Linked DNA regions of Homo sapiens: regions 2 and 3 are each linked to region 1. Evidence: chromatin loops called from intact Hi-C (ENCODE). Cell type or tissue: heart left ventricle. All regions are shown on one strand. Region 1 has its middle 82 kb from the start of AVPR1A. Region 2 overlaps MON2 (MON2 regulator of endosome-to-Golgi trafficking). Region 3 has its middle 14 kb from the start of MON2.

Region 1 (8,000 bases):
TTATGATAAGACATTTGAAATAACTAAAGAATTGATATTGAAGTAGTGAGTTAAATCAATTAAAATTGTCAAAATTGTATGTACACGTGTAATTGGAAGGGAAGGTAATAATTAAGAAACTGATTTTCAAATATAATCAATTAACTATTGATGGTTATTGATGATGAATTATCAAATTCTGAAATCATTTAGTAAAGTTTATTGTAAAGTCACTTCAAAGGTTTTCTTAGTGGACTCTGGATTTTAATAGCAGATGCTAAATAGAAACCCCACCTCGTTGCAGTTTCATTGAAATTTGTATTAAGCATTTGCTAGAGATCTTAGACAACTAACTACTACAGTCTCCAGTCCTAAATTCAAACACCATGTATCAGCAAAAGACATTGCTTTTTGCCAAGAGCCATTATAAAATACTTGCACAAAGCAAACAGTAGAAACAACACAGTTTTGGAAATGTTATAAGCAAAATTGACCAAACAGAACACATATGAGTCTAAAAACAGGAAGCTTATCAGAGTTGTTCTCATAGAAGAAAATAACGTACTAATACATCACTATTTAAACTACAGTAGCTAAAGTAACACTCTTTAAGCAATGAGAACAAGTACAAATGCGGGTACTTTAAAAATGACATAAGAGCTCAGGTGAGCCAGAATTGTCTCTAAGCGTTAATCAGATCATGTCATTCCCCTTGTTAAAGCCCTCCAACATGTCCCTCTACACTTAGAACAAAACTCAAACACTTTAGGATGAACTTCAAAGCTCAACATGTTGTATTCCTTGTCAAACCCTTGACTTTCCTCCCTGCCCCTTGCCTACTGAGACAGTATCCTTTCTGTTCTGGAATATGGCAAGCTCATTCCTACTTTATAGTTTTGCACCAAGTGCTCTGTTTGCCTGGAATGCCCTTCCAGTAAATCTTCACATGGCTGGCTCTTTCTCGTTGATCAGAAATTTTATCAAATATCACCCTCTCAAAAGCGACCTCCATGAATACCCAATCTTAAGGAACCCCTCCAAACCTCTGCTCTTTAATTTCACATCAACCTATAAAGCAGCTATAGCTGTATTTATAATATAAACTCCATGAGATTACAGGACTTTTCAGTTGTATTCACCTAGGGCCTAGAATACCTGGGTACCTGGCTCTTAACAGATATTCAATCAACATGTGTTGCATATATGAATGACTAAGTCAAGCAATGCATAGCCCAGTCTGTTCTTGAACTCAATAGTTCCAGCAGTGCCTCCTGGCTTCCATTTCCTCAGACTTTCCAATAATTTTTAAGTACCTTATATCCTGTCTTAATCTCTTTCTGTAAATACCTAAGCTGATTACTGTTACAGCAGGTATTTACCTGCTGTAAATACCTAGGCTGATTACTGTTGCCTGCACTAAACACAGGGTTTACCAGAAGCAGTTGCAAGGACTAGACTCTCAAGGATAGAAATGTGGAATTAGTTGTCAGATCTCATTGGATTGGAAGACAGGGATTGTCTGGATACCATGAAAAATGAGACATCTGTAGTCCATAAGTTTGCAAGATGGTTGCTTAAATTATATCACCTGTGGTTCCTTAGGATGAAGTGCCTATTGCCAGCATGGCTTTACCAGATTATCTAGCAATTAAAGTGGAAATGGGGAATACAACAACCATCCTAAAGAGCTTAGAAAGAAGACAACAAGCTAAGGTTTTTCATTTTCATTTTAAAACATGGTCAGAAAACCAGAGATCTCCTCCTTTGACTGGTCTCAACAAATCTTTTATAACCATAGGGCTGTGTACCCAAAAATCAATCAGCATATGATCCTGAAGGGTACAGAATTAGAATTTCAGTTTAACTTGGAGGCTCATTAGGCTCTTTCCGTGAAATATAAAGAGATTGATTGGGAAAACTAAAGCTGAAGAACTGGAATAGGATCGCTGGCTGGATTTAGATGACTCTGAGCACTTGGAACTCCCCAAACTTCCTAAGTCTCCTTTAGCAGTTGCATTAGTTATTTACTGATGCACAACAAATTACCCCAAAACTCTGTGGCTTGAAACAACAAGCACTCATTATCTCGTGGTTTCTGAGGGTTGGGAATCTGGGCCCAGCATAGCTGGGTGCTTCTGACTCAGGGTCTCTTGCAAGGTGGCCATCAAGCTGTAGCTGGGGCTATAGTCATCTCAAGTTTCAGCTGGTGAAGGATTCACTTCCCAACTCACAAGGCTATTGGCAGGCCTTGGGTCTTCACCGTCTGTTAATCAGATATAATCAGTTTCTTGCTACATGGATCTCTCCCAAAGGAAACTCACAACATGGCAGCTGGCTTCCCCTAGAACAAGGGAGCGAAAGAGCCAGAGAGGATGTCCAAGACAGAAGTCACAATCTCTTTTTAACCTAATCTCAGAAATGACATTCCATCACTTTTTCCATATTTTATTTATTATAAGTGAGTCACTAGGCCCAGCCCACACACAAGGAGAGGGTGTAAATACCAGGAGGTGGGGATTACTGGGGGCTTCCTCAAAAGCAGCTTGGCATGGCAACAGAAGTGGTCTCTCCTCTCTTTGCTGTGGTTACTCCTGCCTCGCTTGAAGACATTGTAAGAACCTCATGTGACTTTGCTAAGTTAAATTAGGGAGGCTAAGGCAGAGAAGACAAAATTAGGGGAAAGGCGTGGAGGTGAGGTCATGAGATCCCTTGAGATCTAATCTTAAAAGGCCTTCAAGATCAACTTGTTAGTACTGGACCCTGGTTTCAAAGCAGTATGAGTCTATTTTTTTTGAAAATATGATATAAATCCAGTTTTAAGTATGTACTTATTTATATGAAACAAATTTTTTTATAAAATAATGTCAAGTTTATTATTGCTATTTCCCTTCTAGTAAATTGACAGAACAGTGACAGACATAGTACAAGCTTCTTGTGTACCAAAATGACGACTGCAGTTTAGGCTAACAGTAGTGTCCCCTAGGACATCTGAACAACTTCCCAGCTATATTTAGCCATGCAAAAGCAATGTCATCTTCTTAACTACTATTCAAGTGTCTTTGGCCATGGATGTATTTTTTAAGCTAATTCTACCAGAAAAATATAATATTGGCTGGGGATAGTTCATTTCTCTCCTTATCTGTATTCAATGGAACTATGCTTAAATTATAACACATGTGATTTGGGGTAAAAATTAGGAGGAATATGCTGATGAAATAAGGTATAAAACATAGGGAAATGCTACAAATCAGCTTCTGTAATCATTTCTTCTGTAAAGTTTTAGGAACATGATGGATGGCTTGTTACAATTGACCTAAGCCAATCTAACCACTTCACCATAGTCAGTTTCTCTTTGGTGACTCTGGACGCCTCCAAATATTAGAAGTAGGTGAGAGCTATTATCTCCTCCCTTATATCTTTGCTACCAGGTACACTATAATGAAAGCAAGGCTTAGACTTAATTCTGCTCCATGTACAAACATTTATTGTCAGATTCTTACACCCTATTCACGTAAGAGCTAAGATGCCTGTACAATATTTCCAGCCAACTACATGTCTCAGAAGCTTTCAGATCGCCAAAGAAATACTGTTAAATATCACTATGCTAATTAACAAACTCTATTGCAGATTTAGATAGCAATATTTGAAATGCTGTAGTCAGCCATTTCTCTAGTGTGGATTTCTGGATAGTCTTTTAAATGCTAATTAACCACTTATGGAGTTGGGATTTCTGGTCAGAAATACTCTGACTTACACACTGAAGTGTTTTCAATAAATTACCATCGATTTAACAAAGCCTCAGCCTAAAATTAACTAAATAAATCCTGCTTGAGAAAAGAAAGTTTGACTAGTTGACATCCTGTGGTCTCCCTCTTCTTGTCTGGTGATTCTTGACTGCCTTACAACCTAGACTTGGGCAGTTTCCAGAAAGAGCTTTACATTGTCATCTTAAGAAGCCTGATAAAAGTAGCAATTTTAAGTCCGGCCATCAGAGGTCAGTAAACCCCAGCTTATTCAGTATTTTCCTTTTGAAAACTTTTTCTAAAACAAGAAGAGTTATAAATTAATTAACATGCATTATTAGGAGAGTTTTCCCTCAATCTTTAAAGAAGTAAAAGAATAACAATTCTCAAAAGAAACCTAATGTGCTCAGCTCATGAGTAGAAGACATCCCTCACTGCCCCCCATCTTACATAGAAATAGCTTAAAATTTAAGGTCTCCAAAAGCTCCAATAGAGTAAGCCTAGATTTGAAACAGGGAGCCAACCATCATCATTTCCATTTGCAGGAAAAAAGAAAAAAAACAAACTAAAGCTTTTAAAAGAATGTAGATTTCTAAGCTAAAATATAATTCCTGTTATTTGTATATGTTACATTAGGTTCTCAACTTTTAGTTATTTTAATTTCGCAGTGATCTGTGAGGTGTATAGGGAGGTGTTATTATCTTCATAGACTAGGAAAGCAACACACAACACTGTGTAACTAGCCTGAGTCTAGTTTCTGACCCATAGCTTTCAATATATTTACCTTCTCTAGACTAAACACATACTTATAATAAAGATACTTTATATCTTTATTATACCACACATGTGCTTATTTATGTCTTTTGGCCCAATGACAGTGACATTGTAACCTCCTTTGAGGCAGCAATCCAGTGTCTTCTCTATCCCTTCACCATGACTTGAGTACAGTTAATCAGAAAATTGAATTTGCTAACCAAATAACTAAATTGAATTTGTCTGGTTTTTTTAGCCTTCCTGTACACTCTGTAGAACACACACACACACACACACACACACACACACACACACACACACACACACACACGAGCACAATGGTGGGCATCCACTGCAACCTGGAGAAAGGCCTACTTGCATTTAAATGAAGCCTAAACAACATCAAAGAAACCCACCTATTATATTCTAGGCCACAGCCAGGCATTTTCATGGACTAGAATAGATCTTCAAACAAGTTGATTTTGTACTCCAGCAACAGAAACACACAAGCACTCATCCCTAATATACAGATACTTTTTATAAATTACAAATATGTATATGTGTTAATATTGACTGAAAATAGAAAATGGATATTATGAAACGAAGATGAAATTTAAATGTATTTAAATAATTATATATTTTATTTCCTTTATAATGGCACAGAAATATTTTTGATTGCTGCATTATAATATTTTGTGATTTCAGTATGATTGAACATTTATGTCCATGTTCATAATTTACTTATAAATAAGTAGGAACATTTTGAAACATACAAGAATAGAATTTTAAAAGAGCTAAAGATGTGATAAAAATATTTTATATAATTGTGTATCTTCTTTTAATGCCTCAAAAACACCTTTCTTGTTTTCCTATTATTTTTTCTTGGCTTACTGTAATTTAAAGGTCTAAATCTTTGTTGAATTTACTTGGATGCTCGGACTCTTGGTTTTAATGGGTATAATAGTTAGAAAAAGTAACTCCAGAGAAATATGTTATAATCTGTGCATTCCCCTATATTTCAAATAGTGTGTTTAATAATTTTAAATTTTTTAATATAAGATTAGATTGTCATTGTTTTGAATTTCATAATTTGGAGGAAAAAGTTCTAGTAAAAAAGTTCGAGTAAAAAAGTGTCAGCGCTACCATTTTCTCACAGATCAGCTATGCTTGCACTATTAGTATTATAGTTGCTTTGTAGGAATCCTTTTAAGCCACTGGTCCATTGAAAAAGATTGTTTTTGTTAAAGTAGATAAAATAATGCATACATCCACTGTACTGGGAACATGTCATCTGTCATGTGTCTCGACACACTACAAATGAAGGAAGAAAGGAGTAAGGCAGCTACTGTGAGCCCGCCTCCCTATGGGCTTCCACTGGGCTCTAAAAAAAAAAACCCTAAACCTCCACAATTAGTGGGTTAAATTTCATCAATAGGAGGCAGTCAGCCCAGGCTTGAAAGCAGAAGGGAGAAGGAACTCAGATCCTTGCTCCTCAGCAGTGAGGGCAGGTGTCCAGGTTCCCGCAGCTGGGAGGCTCTGCAGCAGCCTCCAGACGTTCCCCATCCAAGCAGGCTGGGGGGGTTTCCTGCAACTCGCTGAATCAGTGGCACACCTAAACACTAGTGTCAGGTTTTTTCCTGCAACTTGCTGAATCAGTGGCACAATTAAACACTAGTGTCAGCTTTCTCTGACCTTCGCTACTCCTGTCCCTTTTGTAAACACCTACCTGAAATCAAACCCCTCCTGCTTGAATCAACCCAGTAGTGTCTCTCTTCCTGACAGAATCATGACTCTATGTAAGGTTAAAGTCCCTTTTAAGGACCACCATGTTCATTCCTGCTTGACTTCCTCTCTGACCCAGATGTAAATATTGTCATCATTTTAGTGTCTGTCCTTTTAGATTGTATATATACATAAATAGACACAAATACAGATGGTATCTTATATTTTTTAGTATTTTTTCTAAAACACAATGGTATTACTGTGAGTGTTCTGTTTATCTATTGGTGCATAACAAACCACACAAAAACTTACTGCTGTAAAAAGCCTGACATTTCTTATGCTCACAATTCTGTGAGTCAAAAATTAGGGCAAGGCACAGTAGGAACAGTGTGGCTGCTCCACAATGTCTGGAACTTCAGCTGGGTGGTTCAAAAGGATAAGGATGGCTGCGATTGATTGACTGGGGCCATATGTCCAGGACCTTGGCTATCCTCTACATGGCATCTGCTGGGACCATAATGTCCAGGATGCAGCCTCACTCACATGCCTGTTGCCTGGGCTGGGGTGACATAAATGGCTGGAACAGCCAAGGTTGGCTGTCATCTCCTCTCCACATGACATTCTCAGGACAACAGAACTTCTTACAGAGCAGATGACTTCCCCCTAGAGCAAGAGTTGCAATAATGTGTTCCAAGAGACCCAGGTGGAACCTGCAAAGCTTCTTAAGACCCAGAATGACTTCTGCCACACTTTTCTGGTCCAGGAATTCATTGAAACAAGCCCAGATTCAAGGGAAGGATAGAAATAGATGTAACCTCTTGATGGGGGAAATGACAAGGGAAAGGATTAATGGTGCCACTCTGGAGACAAGTTATCACAATGAATACCATTCTGTAACTAGGTTTCACACTCAGCAATAAGTCTCGGTGATCTGCCAAGCTAGTCCATACAGATCTACCTCATTTCTTCTCATTCTTGTGTAATATTTACTAAGATTTTTCCACAATTTATTTGGACACTTTCTCCTTTATGGACGTATACATGGTTATCATTTTTCTGTTTTAAAATCATTCTTGACCATATTTATTTTTGTTTATGTTCCAGTATTTCTCAGGTTAATACTGAGAAGTAAAATTATATTTTTAGCATCAAAGAATAAGAGCATATTTAATTAAGAGCACTACCCAATTACCTTCTAAACTGGCTCATCCAGTTTGTATTACACCATGACTGTATAAGCACTAGTTTCCCTAGTAATCACTTGACACTACCAAACTTTTGAAATGCATGCCAATTTGATTGGTGAAAAATGATACCTTGGTTTTTTATTGATTTTTATTTCCCCTATATGGTGAATGCATATTCATCACTGGGTTCGTTCTTCTGAGTTGCATGTTCATGTCTTTTGCCCAGTTTTTCATTATCATTTTTTATGTTTCTATTTGTTTATAGAAACTATTTTCTACTCTGGATTCTAATCTTCTTATTGTTACTTATTCAGAGCAAGTTTTGATGGAAGCCAGCACCCTAGCTACCTGGTTGAAACGTAAATGAAGAGCGGGGCTCTGAGCTATGAGGTTTGGGTCTTCGAGTCACTGCACCTACTTCTCAATTTAGCCAAAGTTGTATTCTAGAGTAAATCAGGATCCCAAAGATTCCCCAGGCAAAATTATATCCATGAGGTTACAAATCATGCCTTTGACAGTGTTTTTCAAAATTTGGTTCTCAATCAATGCCTCAGAATCATGTGGATTCTTGTGAAAAATATAGATATCTGGGCAATGCCCCAGGTCTACCACATCA
Region 2 (8,000 bases), 470 kb after region 1:
CTTGTTTTATACTTTCATTACATAACAAAAAAAGGAATTTTAATGCAAATTATTTTCTTTGAGAGGTAGAGAGATAGTCTGGCATTGATATGGACAGGCAGTTTCAAAACAGCTTCACCAAATTAAAAAAAAATGCTCATAAGATTAAGATAATCTAATCTACATCAGGATTTTTACTTGACCTAGCATTTTTACTTAAAGTTCCAAATCTTTCTTTCTAAACTATTGAGAGACACTTCGTGTCTTCTGTTTATTATTTTTTCATTTTATATATTAATGGTTTTAATAAAGCTCTCAAGAACATTTCCCCTTTACTCTATAATTTTTTTTTTCCCAAAGTGATCATCCTAAACATGTGACTCACTACTCGTAAAGTCTTTAAACAGAGTAAGTGATGTGGGGTGTCAATAATGTTTCAGACTTAACGGGGATGAGAAAGCAAACACAAAGTATATTCAAGAAAAAAATGAATCACTGGTCAGATCCAAAGGTAAATTATCAAAGTGGTTATGATTTTAAGTTATAAAGAAACACTAGTGTTGCTGGAACATAATTAAAAACCTGGAATCATGCTTAATGTTAGCTGTAAAACAAATAAACAATCTGTACAATCACAGTTATAACTATATAGCTTTCATGAAAAATCTATCCTAGACTACAAAGAAAATTTGGGTTTGAGGCCAATACAATTTCATGATTATAATACATAACTGATACATCTCAACAACATAAAAATTGTAAGGAGAAAGAGTAACAACAGTGGTATTACTTTCAAGAATTGTGTTGGGAACTAAAAAATAATTTCACAAAATTAGATAAATATATCCAGTCTGACATAAACACCATATGGTAGCTGCCTTAAGAGACAGGAGTTGTATGTTACGTGTTAAATTATGACACAGAGGTAGTAGTAAGAGATGGAAAGCAAATGAAATTTGCACAGTTGGGTCTGAAGCCTAATATTTTCTTTTTCTAGATAAAAATAAAATTGCAATATAGGTATGGAGTATTTTTCTCCATCTAGTAAACATCATAGAAGGAAGCAGTTGTTAATATATTGCAATGATTTTCCAAATAACGGCATGGTTTAGCAGATCTTCCCTGGCTGCACTGTTTATTGAATTTTAGTTTAAAATAAAACTTAGTGTAACTACATTCGCAGCAACTGAAAATGGTCTGAAAATTTAATTTTTTCATACTTGAGGGGATAGAATCAATACCATAGTACAATTAGGAAGGTTTCAATTGACCTCTGGGTGACCTCTGGGTGAACCAATCACACAGACACCAAATACACTCCAGAAAGACTCAGATATGAGAACTATAAGATTCCGGGTCTTCCATCAAAGACTGCTTTGCAACAGAAAAATGAAAATAGTTGAAATACATGGGCAATATGCTGCCTCAAATTATTCTTGTAAGTAGGCAGTGTCAATATAAATCAATATTAAGATGGGATAAATCTAAAAGTTTAAACGTCTGCCTCAAAAAAACAAATATCTCCCCCACCCCCCAAAATCATAAAAAACCAAAACCCTAATTAAAAATATTTTTTTGAACTAGAGATAGGATCTTGCTATGTTGTCTAGGCTAGTCTCAAACTCCTGGCCTCAAGTGATACTCCCACCTTGGCTTCCCAAAGTGCTGGGATTACAGGTGTGGGCCACCACGCCAGCCAAAACCCTCATTTAAACAGGTTTTAAATACTTTACTTTGAGAAAAGATATATAATCTCTCTACCCACATAACAGAAAAGACATGATTATTCCAAATTTAGGTGCTGAATCCATCATATTTATAGCAATCCCATTTTGTGAGCATCTTGGCTGCTGAATCCCGTGTATTCATAAAGACAGTAGGAGTTATAGTCACAATTTTTTTTTATTTTTAGTTTTTTATGGCACTTCCAGTTTTTGGAACATATTACTTTAACTTGTTCAGCTATTTCAAAATGGCAGGGGAACTTTACCTTGGCAAAAACGCAACAGTGGCCAAAGTGCAAAGTATTTCTACTTTCCACTTTGTAGTGGTAGAACCATGAGCAGTGGTTCTACCACTAACAGCTCCACTTCTTATGAACAAGGAATAGGCACAATTAGAGAAAGAGCTGAAAGAGAAGAGGCAGAGAATGAAAGAGGAATTAAAAGAGAAAAATCAGGGGAAAGTATAAGAAAGATGGTAACGTAAACATAAAATTTAACAAGGATAAAAACATAAAAGAGAGAAGGGGAGGGAAGAAAGTGATGTCCAAGAAAAAGGAAGAAAAATGGTCAAAGATCTCTCTTACAATATAGTAATAAATTTATCAAACAACTTGAATTACCCTGTCATTAAAATCAACTCCACACTCAAATTATGCATTTTTTCCTCTAAAGAATTAGTAACTCATTGATCATCATCTCTGTTTAGAAATAAGGAAACCGCTTTGAAAAGTCAACATGCCTAGAGTTAAATAAGAAGTAGCATCTCTGTCCATCATTGCCTCAGAATTAGTCGAGATGACCAAGAATATTCATATAGAACTTGCCACATGTTCTTTTAAATAGCCAACACTGTTAGAGCATTAGAAAGTATTGGATTTGTAAGACATTTAACTTCCTCTGAAATGGTCTGTATATAAATCAAGATACAAAGATATCATCTCTCTTTCTGAATCTATAAACACTTTTCATTCAAATGAAAGCACTATTCTACTTTCCAGAGATACAAAAACTTTAATTCAAGTGATCATGAAGTATTAAAGACTTTTCCCACTTTATATAAATTGGTAAAATACTATGTGGCATGAACTCCCATTCTTCTCATGAATGACAATTTTTTTAAAATAAAAATTCCCTCTAATAATGTAGATAAATACAACCCAGGAACACTAAGCATAGTAAAATGTGATGCTTTATACAAGATTAGCTTATCTGCCAAAATGCCAAACCTAAGTGGAAATCTAAGGAACATACCTGGCTGCTGGCAATGCTTTCAGAGATCATTTTTGTCTACATCTGTGGTAGTTTTCTCTGAAAAACTGTAATCCACAATATTCTGAGCCTGTACACTAACCCATTCCAAGGGTGGCACAGTTAGGGACTCCTGTAAGTGTTCTGCCTTGGCTAGACAGACTTCACCTACAGCAGTCTCTTGAAAACTTGGTTGCCCATCTGAATTATTCTGTATTTGGGGAGAAAATATTAGTCATTTTAAAATAACTACACTGCCCTTCATTGACACAAATGTAATAATGACCACCTCATTAATAAAGAATATACTTTTGAGTTGTTTTCTAACACTGTTCCATAACTTATGCTAATTCATCCTTAACTGTTTCTCAACTGATCCTTTGGCCCAATGGTTACCTGGGACTAGTGGTACCAAATTGTGACAATAAAACAAAATGCTCTTTAAAATTATACTGAGAAAGGACAAATAATCTAGTTGTTACTGGCCTGCTGTAGAAATAATTTAATTGAATATTATTCTCCAGAATAAAATATCTACACTAAATTGTTCATCTCTTTCTTCTGATGATACATACAAATTTAAGGAATATAGCAAGAGTTGAATCGATAACCATATAATGGAAAAAACAAGAAACAAGAAAGATGTTAGCTGTTAAGTGAATAAAATTAAAAATGAAAGCAAGTGAAAAGTGGTTCTAAGCTAGACTTTTTTATGCCTTTTGTTTGTTTTGGAACCTAAAAGGCTCCTAATAAATGTTACAAATGTATACAATAAAATTAACAAAACCTTAACACTAGTTATAAAGAAATACTAAAGACATTACAAAATGATGTATTTTTTTCTCCCTTGGCAGTGGTGGTAGCATAGGAAACTAAGAAGTAATCTATGCAAGTTAACAATTAGTTTATTTCCTTTATAATGGACAAAATGGCCAGAAAAAGACTTTATTAATCATACAATTGGTGGCATATGTCTGTTGTCCAGCAATATGAATAAAACAGGCACTGGCAGTGACAGCAAGTGACGATGTGAGGCTTAAAACTCATGGTATTGGCTGGGCGCAGTGGCTCAGGCCTGTAATGTCAGCACTTTGGGAGGCCAAGGCGGGCAGATCACCTGAGGTCAGGAGTTCAAGACTAGAATGGCCAAAATGGTGAAACCCCATCTCTACTAAAAATATTAAAAAAATTAGCCTGGCATGGTGGCATGTCTGTAATCCCAGCTACTTGGAAGTCTGAAGCAGGAAACTGCTTGAACCCGGGAAGCAGAGGTTGCAGTGAGCCAAGATCGTGCCACTGCATTCCAGCCTGGGTGACAGAGCGAGACTCCGTCTCAAATGAAAAAAAAAAAAAAAACTCATAGTATTTCTAGTAAGTATGACAAAGGACATTTTTACTACTGCTTAAAGGGCTGGTTATAGACTCAATTGTGCCATAAAATGATCTTATCTTTGAGAGCTTCCTTTTTGAATCTCCTGGCATCGAATACTTTCACACACCCCAGTTCTTCTAGTCACTGGAGAACCCAATTCATACTAACAAGACAAGGGCAATGTGTTCCATGCCAGCAATCAATTACTGTAGTGACTCTTGGAGGGTGACAGGAAATATTCTGGAGGAAAATCCTGTCCAATTATACTACCAAGGGGGCCACCCACTTGCTTCACACTAAGACTGGCATTTATTACCTTATTATATGATATTAACACATTCACTATGTTTATGTTTTGAACTGTAGGGCATGGTCCTGATAAAGCAAGCTTTGGTTCATATAAATGTATATTGCATACACTTGACTCATATTTAACTATTTAATTATCCTAATTGCAACTGATCTTTTATTTCTCAAGAACAGACCATTTTCCTTTGAATAAATGCATAGCAATATTTTTAACATGTTACTGAATCGGTACACTACCCTTGGGTTATTCTGTTTCAATGCTTTATCAGTGATTATGTGGATTTTTCTAATCCTCAATTTAACACACCCAAATATAGAAAATAAGTACATAGCTTGATTTTTTACAACTTTAAGGAAAATGCTGAAAGCAGAACTTATGAAATGCCATATTTTACCTTAATTTTAGGTGAAATAATAAAATAGAAATTCAGTAATTCATGTAAATAAAAAATATCCCCTCAAAGACCTTACTACATTTTACAGATAATGCAAATTAAATAATTATACAATTATAATAGCCTCAAAACTGTATCTCAATCATGACTCAATTATAATATCTTTTTGCAGTTTTATGATTATTCTGGAGAAGCTGAAATTTATAAATTCTATTAAGATCAAAGACCTTCCAATACACTAAAATAATACTGAGACCATCATGATTTCTTATGAATAATCATTGTTTTAAACATCTTTGTGTCTTCACATAAATTATGAAAATTTAACTCAGAAGAAAAATACTGTAATCCATAATCCATTAAATAAAAAATACAGTGAGCTAGGTCAAAGTCAGTATTTTAAGAAATAATTAAGGTATTGTACTCAAGAGCACTTTTCTTTTTCACTAGGCTAGGAAAGTGAAACATAATTAGCATTTTACTCCGTGACAGCAAGTTCACTGCACTTCTAAATGCTTGACTATCTCCAAAAATACACTTTTCATTGTTTTATAATACACACATATTTTATACTTGTGAGTTAACATAGGTATTTTTCTTGAGAAGACATTACAAAATGAAGCACTGATATGAACAAAACCTCACAGGCAAGATTTTAGAAAATCTGAAATCATCTTGCCTGGGTCATAATTCAAAGACAGTGACAAATGTTGTTAGGGGAAACAAAATCAGTAGAAATATAAAATATGAAAAGTCTTTAAAATCCAGACAGCCAATATAAAAAACAGACAGACTTCAGTGAAAGCTTGGAGAGCTGTTTAAAGAAATGAGGTATGATGAAGTCATAGTGCTACAATATGTATCAATGTATTAAGAACCTATATTTCAAAGCTCCAAAATCAGCAAATCATAAACTATTTGCTGCTGTGTTCACATGACCTTACTGGTCAGATGTTTAATGGTCACTAATAATACATTTAAAATAAGCATGAAGCTAACTGCATGATCATATGGTGAGCTTATCCGCCACATATGAAGGCAAATTATAAGTAAAAATGTAAGCAAACAATTTTGTATTAATAATAAATAGAGCTTTAAGCATTTAACATTATCAATACTTTTAAAATTTAAATAAATGCACTATTTTATACAGAACTGTACCATTTATTATACACACAAGTATATCAGTTCCCTTTGTTAACAAAGGCTGGTTATAGATAATATGGAATGTTACAGTACCATCTTGCATAAAATTCTAGTACGATTTTGTACTTGAAAAAGGGTGCAAAAACACCAGACTAATAAATCTGACTGAATTGAAATATCTCTTCTTTCTTTTTAAAAAGTACATCATTAACACATACACCACAAACTGTACATAAGCTCACTTTAAATCACCAACTGGAGATATGGTAGCATGTATACTGTAGTGTTAATTATCCCTCCCATCAGTTTAATTTATTAAAGCCTTACACTGCTGTTCATTCAGGAGCCTTTGTTGATGTGCAAGCCTGTAATATGAATTACTGAACTCAGGTAAGTAGAATTTAAAGGAGGCCAACAACAGCTGCCAAGAATTATCTGCAGTAAGAAATGTCCTTCTCACAGAAGACTCAATTAGGAGCAAACATTTTTTAGACTATCTTCCTGCTTTCAAATATATTGTAGCCGGTCAAGATTCTCCATTTTGAACTCTGGATGCTGGTGGCTGCATGAAATCCTTAAAAGGAACTAGTGCCTCTTTAAGTGCAGAACAGACTTCTGAAGAAGAACAGGTGATGCATTCTACTAAAGTTGGGTATAAGGCAATTACTTGTGCCCAGGTATTTCCATCAACTGTAATGCAAAAGTATAAAACCTCAAAAGGGTGGAATTAAATAGAGATTATTCAATTAACATGAACACAATCCTTTAAACTGCATGTAAAGAAAAAACTCTGAAACATGAAGATTCTACAAGCTTGTATCTTTTTATCTTTTTAATTTTTCAAAGATTTCCTGCTATATTTAATAAGGTATGGGAAAAAATATATGCTCAGTGTGCAGTCATCAGTAACAATAAATTTGATAAAGTACATTTTAAATGGTATTTCAATTTGTGAAGGCTCTGAAAGCTAACAAAGCAATTCAGAACAATCCAAACCTTTGTCATTTTTAATATAATTGCGAGAGGATGTAGTGTACATTTCAAGAATTAGAAAATAACTTTTTCAGTTGTCTGCTAAAAGTAGAAATCTTTTGAAATACAAAATATGTTTAATGATTTTCCCAGTAATATCCTTGATATTCCTTTTAATTACAAACTGTCACAAACAGATCCATTCTTGTCTTGTACTGTTTGCTAATCTTTAATGTATATCATTAGATGTAGACTTGAGTGGGGAGGAACCATGTCTGGCTTCTTCACCACTATCATGAACAAATAGTACAGCTAAATGCTATTGCTACTGAAAGGACAAAAGTGTTATATCCCAATTAGTTATATTTTCCTATAAGTATTGTGCATAATGTTGGGCACCCAATATGCAAGATTTTTTTTAGACTTTTAGGTATTTTTAAAATTTTGTGAAACAAGTCTCAAATCTAAGAGGCATTATAGTATTAAAGAAAAATAAATACTATGTGTAGAGAGCTTTGATTCTGTTTTTCACTACAATTTACTGGGTGTCAATTGCCTAAAATTCTTTCTGAAATAAGGCAATGATGGGTGTCCCTGGTCAAGTCATTTAATTGCTCTTTATCTTACTTCTTCCACTGTAAAATAAAGAAATGTGTTTCTCAAACTAGTGTTCCTCAATTTACTTCTTAGGAAAAAGCTCATGATAAAGTAGTTTGGCAGATGTTTCATATCTCTCACCTTTTGGAGACTAATTCTTCATATCAATTTATTAAGGGCTTGTAGTAAAAGAACAAATTTAACTTTAACCCAGTGTTCCCTTAATTATGGATTTTTTTTCCATCCAATACCTACTGA
Region 3 (8,000 bases), 620 kb after region 1:
TCATCTTAAGGTTTGTGCTTTCTGGTAGTCTTCTCTAACTTTCAACTTTTCTCAAGTTGTTTAAGTTGAAAAGCCATGAGCCATGAGTTTGCATTATATAGATTTAATTTTACCAGCCTGTTCATGGATTTCAAAGAGAGAGGCACTTTACCAGTTTATATGATGTTTTTGAATAGCCTCTCTCAGTACCACACCAAACCCATTAACAAAGCTGGTACCTAATCAGACACCATGCAGTCAATCAGGAATAGGCCCAAATGAACCTTCCCAATGTTTTTTAAGCAGTGACTATAATCAGAGACTGATTTGTCTCTTTATTATCTGCACCCTTGAAACTTTGACCAGTCTATTTTAGATAGCAAGGCCATAGGGTAGGAATCTTTACTTTACTTAGCTTCATGATAGGTGATGGGTGTACTTTGATTTAATTATAAGTCTTCATTGACTCGGGCCCATTTAGCCTTAGATAAGGAGGCATCTCCAGGACCCACAACAAGTTTGAATGGTTGGTAAATCTCTGGAAGCCCTAGATAATATGCCCCTAAACCTAATTTGTGTAGAAAACGTCTCTGTTTTCTTATGGGTCAGGGAAGTCCTCTGTTATAGAGGACAGATAGAGACCAATGGTTTAAAATGACTTATTGAGGAGGGGCAATTGAGATCCTTCAACTTTCCTTCCTTGAGGCCTTGAGGTCTGAGTACCAAGAGAGTAGGGCCAACTTCTCAAGTAACTACAGGAAACTGGGGGCCAGAAAAGTAGTTATAGGTCTGGGGAGAAGTGGGTAGACAAGGAGGTCCAGGCCGTAGCAGAGAGAGAGACAGGAAGGGGTTGGAGAAGCAGATTGATAAGAAGAGGGAAAGGAGAAAGGAGTGAGTGTTTCTGAGGTTAGAGTAGATGAAGGAGTAATAATTGAGGAGGACAAATGATCCTTGAGAGATTGAATAGCTTTAGATAAAGAATATTGAGAATGTTCATGACTTGATTAAGGTTAGACTGAGGCTAAGTGTGGTGGCTCACACCTGTAATCCTAGCACTTTGGGAGGCTGAGGTGGAAGGAATGCTTGAGCCAGGAGTTTGAGACCCACCTGGGCAATATGGCAAGACCCTGTCTCTACAAAAAATACAAAAAGATTAGCCAGGCATGGTGGCACACACCTGTAGTCACAGCTACTTGGGAGGCTGAGCTGGGAGGATTGCTTGAATTCAGGAATTCAGGACTACAGTGAGCTGTGATGGCACCACTGCACTCCAGCTTGGATAACAGGGCGAGACCCTATCTGATATGGTTTGGCCATGTCTCCACCCAAATCTCATCTTGAATTGTACTCCCATAATTCCCACATGTTGTGGGAGGGACCTACTGGGAGATAATTGAATCATGGGAGTGGTTTCCCCCATACTGTTCTCGTGCTAGTGAATAAGTCTCACCAGATCTGATAGTTTTGTCAGGGGTTTCTGCTTTTGTCTTCCTCATTCTCTCTTTGCCTGCCGCCATCCATGTAAGACATGACTTGCTTCTCCTTGCCTTCCACCATGATTGTGACACCTCCTCAACCAAGAGGAACTGTAAGTCCATTAAACCTCTTTCTTTTGTAAATTGCCCAGTCTTGGGTATGTCTTTATCAGCAGTTTGAAAATTGATTAATACACCATCTTAACAAAAAATAAAAAAATAAAAAATGTTAGACTGAGAAAGACATTTGTCAGCTTCTCCATATCAAGAGAAATTAGAGACTTTGAATCCCCAGGATACAAGGGCTTCCCATAGATGAATCAACTTTGGGGAAAGAGGCCACTGTGGCTTCAAATTATTCTTTATAAAATTTTGCCAGCTGGGTGTCGTGGCTCATGCCTGTAATCCCAGCACTTTGGGAGCCCAAGGTGGGTGGATCGCCTGTGGTCGGGAGTTTGAGACCAGCCTGGCCAGCATGGTGAAACCCCATCTCTACTAAAAATACAAAAATTAGCTGGGTATGGTGGCAGGCACCTGTAATCCCAGCTACTCAGGAAGCTGAGGCAGGAGAATTGCTTGAACCCGGGAGGCAGAGGTTGCAGTGAGCCGAGATCACGCCATTGCACTCCAGCCTGGGCAACAGAGCGAGACTCCATCTCAAAAAAAAAAAAAAATTGTTGCCATTTTTTGGAGATATTGGACCGAATTAGTGCCATAGTACTGCTGGAGCATATAGTCTGGAAGGGAAAAAGTGGACAAGCACCTGATGGAGTGAGAATTATTATTATTTGAGACAGAGTCTCACTCTGTCACCCAGGCTGGAGTGCAGAGGCATGATCTTGGTTCACCGCAAGCTCCACCTCCTGGGTTCAAGCGATTCTCATCCTTCAGTCTTCCGAGTAGCTGGAACTACAGGCATGCACCACCACACCCTGCTAATTTTTTGGATTTTTTTGTAGAGATGGGATTTTGCCATGTTGGCCAGGCTGGTCTCCAACTCCTGACCTCAAGCAATCCGCCAGCCTTGGCCTCCCAAAGTGCTGGGATTACAGGCATGAGCCACCATGCCTGGCCCTTCCTGGCTCTTTTCTGTTGAATGGGAATCCTCCTGGATCTTTTGTGAGGTCTGTTTTGTTTACCTGAATACTAAACTAATCCCATTAATAATTCTCGCTCCAAATCGGGCGGGTGTGTGGATCACCTGAGGTCAGGAGTTTGAGAGCAGCCTGGCCAAAATGGTGAAATCCTGTCTCTACTAAAACTACAAAAATTAGCTGAACATGGTGCCGGGCACCTGTAATCCCAGCTATTGGGGAGGCTGAGGCAGGGAGAATGGCTTGAACCCAGGAGGCAGAGACTGCAGTGAGCCTAGATTGCGCCACTGCACTCCAGCCTGGGTGACAGAGTGAGAATGTGTCTCAAAAAAAAAAGGCAGGAAGAATTCCACTCAATAGAAAGTTTCAGGGATTAAATTCTCACTCAAAAAGGGTCAAGACTTCCATCCAAGAAAATTCCCATTCAAACAGAAAAGAACCAGTAAGAGTCTCTCTCAATAGAAAGAGTCATAGATTAAATTTCCACTCAAAAAGAGCCAAGATGCTGTTATGGAAAATAGTATGACAGTTCCTTAAAATATTAACAATATATAATATAAATATTTAACAATATTTATTTTGTTTAACAATTAAAATAATTTTTTAAAAAAACTTGCCAAGATGACCTTCATCCAGGAAGATTATTATTTTTTTTTTTTTTTGGAGACAGAGTTTCAATCTTGTTGCCCAGGCTGGAGTACAATGGTGTGATCTTGGCTCATTGCAACCTCTGCCCCTTGAGTTCAAGAGATTCTCCTGCCTCAGCCTCCCAAGTAGCTGGGATTACAGGCGCCCGCCACCATGCCCATCTAATTTTTTTGTATTTTTAGTAGAGATGGGGTTTCACCATGTTGGCCAGGCTGGTCTCAAACCCCAGACCTCAGGTGATCCACCCCCCTCGGCCTCCCAAAGTGCTGGGATTACAGGTGTGAGCCACCATGCCCAGCCATCCAGGAAGATTCTTGCTGAAATAGAAAAAAAAAAAAAAAAAAAAGAAAGAGGAAGATTCCCCATTCAATAGAATCAAAGTAATTCCTTACTATGTTAGACAACTTTCTAAGTCACCAGATTAGGAGTTACTGTGCTTTATGGGCTCAATCGTGTTTCCAAAATTTATGTGTTGATTTCCTAACCCCTAGTGCCTCTAAATGTGAGAGTAGTTGGAGATACAGCCTTTAAAGAAGTAATTAAAGGAAAATGAGGTCATCTGGGTGGGCCCTAATCTGATATGACCGATGTCTTTATAAGAAGAGATTAGGAAAATGACACAGATTAGGAAACTGACAGAGATGACATGTGAGGACACAGCAAGAAGGCAGCTATCTGCCTTCTTGAATTTCATTCCTACAGGTTGTGTATGCTCCATTTGACAGGATAGAGCCCTCAGAAGAAACCAACCATGGTGATACCTAGATCTTGGACTTCCCAGCCTCCAGAATTGTGAGAAAATAAATTTCCATTGTTTAAGCCATCTAGTCTGTGGTATTTTGCTATGGCAGCCATAACAAACCAATGTACCATGGATCTTGATTTCCCCAGCCAAGAAGGAGGGCACAAAAGATCTGAGAAGACAGCATGAATATGAATACCCGGGTAAAGACAGTAGGTTCTGAGGAACAAACAGCACTTGAGCAAGTCATGACACTATAAAACTATCAAATAAACAAATCTTGACAACTAAGGAGAGTTTTTTTTCATAGTGACTACAGCAATATGAAAATTATGTTCAGAGAATGCTCTGAACATAAGATCTAGAAGCATCTCAAAATCAAATAGGAAAAGGCTTTTCTTTTATAGGGAAAGGTAAGCAGGGATGGCAGGAACCTCACTGAGGGTGGCTAGAGTGGGCTGGCAGGAACTTCACTGAGGGTGGCTACAGTGGGCTGTCTCAGTGCTCAGTTGCCTGAAGCAGCACTGTGCTTTAGACGATGGAGAATATCTCTTTAGAGCCCCATGGCTGAGCTCAAGCTCAACTACATAAAGCTTCATTTTCTTCTTTGTTTTCTCTTGTGAGTGGTGGGGTTCCACCTTATGGTACTGAATATACTACCAACAGAGGAATCAAATTCTACCCATATTAATGAAACATCAGGACATCATTAAGGTAAGTGATCCTTAGGACCAGCTCATAGTAGAGATTCACTCTTTTGTCTCCTGTCCACTTCCCACTTTTCTAACTCAATTGTGCTGGCCCAGAGGGACATCTTAGAACAGAACTCTCGGGAAAGGAAAGATTATTATCTAAGATAACAGATTAGATGGGAAAGATACTAGAGTAGAGGTTACTATTTCAATCCAGACTTGCAGACTATCCATCTGGGTGTGGCAGAGGACTTTTAGAATAAAATCTCAAACACAATAATTTAGTACTTTAGTTAGGCTATGGATTATAATATTTAGGGATTCAGGACCCCCACAGGAAAAGAGATTTCCTTAACATTTGTTCACCAGTCCCCTTCCCATATCAGGTATCTCTAGGCCAAACCATTTATTTGTGTAAGGGCTGATATGCAGAGCAATGTTGTAGTCTAAATTTTGTCCTCAGGGAACATCATCCTATCAAATGGAGCATACATAACCTGTAGGAATGAAATTCAGTGCCTTTTCAACAGAGGAAAAATCAACTGAGGCTCCCCTCTGGAAAAACATGTTTCATGTTATTCAACATGATAACATGTGCTTTAAACAAAAATGAAAAAGTACTTTATCCACTTTAAAAATTAATACCATACTAAGTACAAACAATATATTATTCATGGATGAAGTTCTTAAGGATGCCTTGAAAAGGGAGATTGACAATTGTGTCCCATGCTCTCCTCCTTGTTTAGTTTCCCAGCATCAATGCAGAAAAAAAGATGTAGGAAAAGGGTGCATTGATAGGTAAGGCCTGCTCTCCTAACATTCTGCTCCAATGATGAACCATAATCTTACCAATACCTGAAAGCCCATGCCACCTGCACAGTCTTTGAGCATGTCAGGTGTTAGATTAAGTATTCCATCAGAGAGCAGATCCCAGAGGGGAAGATCACAGGAAAGTCATCCAAGCCTGGGTCATTTCTCACATTCCTGCTCTGCCCATTTCTCTTTTTTCCTGTTCATTCTTCTGAGCATGGTGCGCAACTTCAGGGTCTCAGAGCAGTCTAGGATGTGTAACAGAGGGGACCACATAGTGAAAGAATGCTTAAGAAAGCCATGGGGCGAGGTTGAAATGTCCACTGTAAAGTCGGGGTTGTGAAGAAATGTATTGAGATAATATGCATCAGATGCCTCTACCCCTGCAAGACCTCCCAGGCCTTCCTACTCCCATTCTACTTCATGACCTTGTTGTGTGTCTTAATATCTGCTAAGGCAACTCCTCCCCATGTGGTTCTTCTTTTACAGCTGAAAAAGATAAATAAGGATCTCTGTTCTTCTGTATAACTTTTGACTGTTGAATTTCTATTTAAAAAAGCTACAGCTGAAATTTTGATTGGGATTGCATGAAACTTATGGATTAACTTGGGGAGAATATCTATCTATCTAGATATATAGACATATAGATATTATCCCATTTAAGAGAATAAAATATCTTTCCATTTATTCAAATACTTCCCTATGACTTTTTTTTGGAGACAGGGTCTTGCTCTGTTGACTTTTTCTTTTGGAGACAGGGTCTTGCTCTTTTGCCCAGGCTGGAGTGCAGTGGTGCAATCACCACACACTATAGCTTCAGCTTCCTGGGCTCAAGCCATTCTCCTATCTCAGCCTCCAAAGTAGCTAGGACCACAGACATGCCATGACAACCGCCTAATTTGTTGTTGTTGCTGTTATTATTGTTGATGTTGTTGTCGAGATGAGGTCTCACTACATTGCCCAGGCTGGTTATGACTTTGAATAGATTTAAAATATTTTTTCATCGATAATTTCATAGATAATTTTTTCATAATTTCTGTTTTAAGTTACATTCTTAGATACTTTTGCTTGTTCTATTATATTTTCCATTGATTATTGCTCATATGGATGATTTGTATGAATTCATCTGGTATCTGGCAATCTTTCTGGATACTCGTATTCATCAAATAGCTTGCTTACTGATTCTGAGTTTCCTACATAGATTACATCATCTAGAAATAATGAGAGCTTTATCTTTTTTTTCAATTCTTACATCTCCTTTCTTCTTCTTTTCTTATACAACTTACCAGCTCCTTCAAAACCACTGAAAACTGTATGGCTGTATATGAGCAACCTGTGTTTTCCTGAGCTTAAAGTGAATGCATCTCAATTTTTTTCCATTAAGTATTATGTTTGCTCTGTTTTTGGTATTACACCTTTGTCAAGATGAGGGAGTTTCCTTCTAGTCTGTTTCTTTGTTAAAAGTGCTTTTTTTAAAAAAAAATTAGCATATGCGTATATGTGGGAATTATTTTATTTCATTTTATTTTGAGACAAGGTTTTGCTGTGTTGCCCCAGCTGGAGTGCAATGGCGTGATCTTGGCTCACTGCAACCTCCTCCTCCCAGGCTCAAGCAATTCTCCTGCCTCAGTCTCCTGAGTAGCTGGGACTATAGGTGTACACCACTGTGCCCAGCTAATTTTTGTATTTTTTGTAGTGATGGGGTTTCGCCATGTTGCCCAGGCTGGTCTCGAACTCCTGAGCTCAGGCAATCCGCTTGCCTTGGCCTCCCCAAGTGCTGGGGTTACAGGCATGAGCCATGGGGCCAAGCCCGTGGTAATTATTTTAAGAATCTAGTGAGTTTATCATGTAATTTTTTCTTTTAGAATATTAGGGAGAAGTTATATTGCTAGACTTTTCTGGTATGGACTATGTTTGCAGTCTTAGGATAAACTTGATTATAATGATTTTTTTTTTTTTGAGGAGTCTCACTCTGTCGCCCAGGCTGCAGTGCAGTGGCTCGATCTCGGCTCACTGCAACCTCCACCTTCTGGGTTCAAGCGAGTCTCCTGTCTCAGCCTCCTGAGTAGCTGGGATTACAGGCATGTGCTACCATGCCCAGTTAGTTTTGTATTTTTAGTAGAGACAGGGTTTTACCATGTTGGCCAGGCTGGTCTTGAACTCCTGACCTCGAGTGATCCACCCGCCTCGGCCTCCCAAAGTGCTGGGATTACAGGTGTGAGCCACCACGCCCAGCCAAATAATTTTTTTATTACACTTTTGGATTTAAGTCCCTTAATATAGGCATTTCCTGCTTAATCTCTGTAATCAGTTTTTGAAAATCAGATGTCATGAATGAAGTCACCAACCAGGAAAAGTTTTGATGCATTTCATATCAAGCCAAACCCCAAATCAATTTCCTAAACCATACGAAACCCATTTTAAAAATCCATAAAAATGAACAAACAGTACTGTAAGAATATAAAGTGCAGCCCGGCACAGTGGCTCACACCTGTAATCACAGCATTTTGGGAGGCCGAGGCAGGCGAATCACCTGAGGTCAGGAGTTCAAGACCAGCCT

The links. Peaks named below come from ENCODE experiments on the same cell type or tissue, not always from the same donor. Only the 100,000 strongest peaks of a DNase experiment are listed, where the experiment ranks them.
Region 2: a loop joins it to region 1, with 4 times the contacts of the local background. A loop is called at or near these places in 21 of 110 quality-filtered maps.
Region 3: it touches region 1 in a loop (8-fold over the local background); 2 of 110 quality-filtered maps call a loop at or near these places.

Annotation. Positions count from the first base shown.
Region 1 is chr12:63,065,019-63,073,018 of GRCh38, reverse strand. No RefSeq gene overlaps it. Among named protein-coding and RNA genes, the nearest start is that of AVPR1A, 82 kb to the left of the region's middle. In heart left ventricle, a CTCF peak has its summit at 3,956 (motif pointing right); no DNase peak of the experiment used is centred here; H3K27ac peaks cover 1,470 bases.
Region 2 is chr12:62,591,449-62,599,448 of GRCh38, reverse strand. It overlaps MON2 (MON2 regulator of endosome-to-Golgi trafficking), which reads right to left. Exons shown (of 35, transcript NM_015026.3): 35 at 1-6,863. The coding sequence ends at 6,700. Among named protein-coding and RNA genes, the nearest start is that of MIRLET7IHG, 7.3 kb to the left of the region's middle. In heart left ventricle, no CTCF peak of the experiment used is centred here; no DNase peak of the experiment used is centred here.
Region 3 is chr12:62,449,129-62,457,128 of GRCh38, reverse strand. No RefSeq gene overlaps it. Among named protein-coding and RNA genes, the nearest start is that of MON2, 14 kb to the left of the region's middle. In heart left ventricle, no CTCF peak of the experiment used is centred here; no DNase peak of the experiment used is centred here.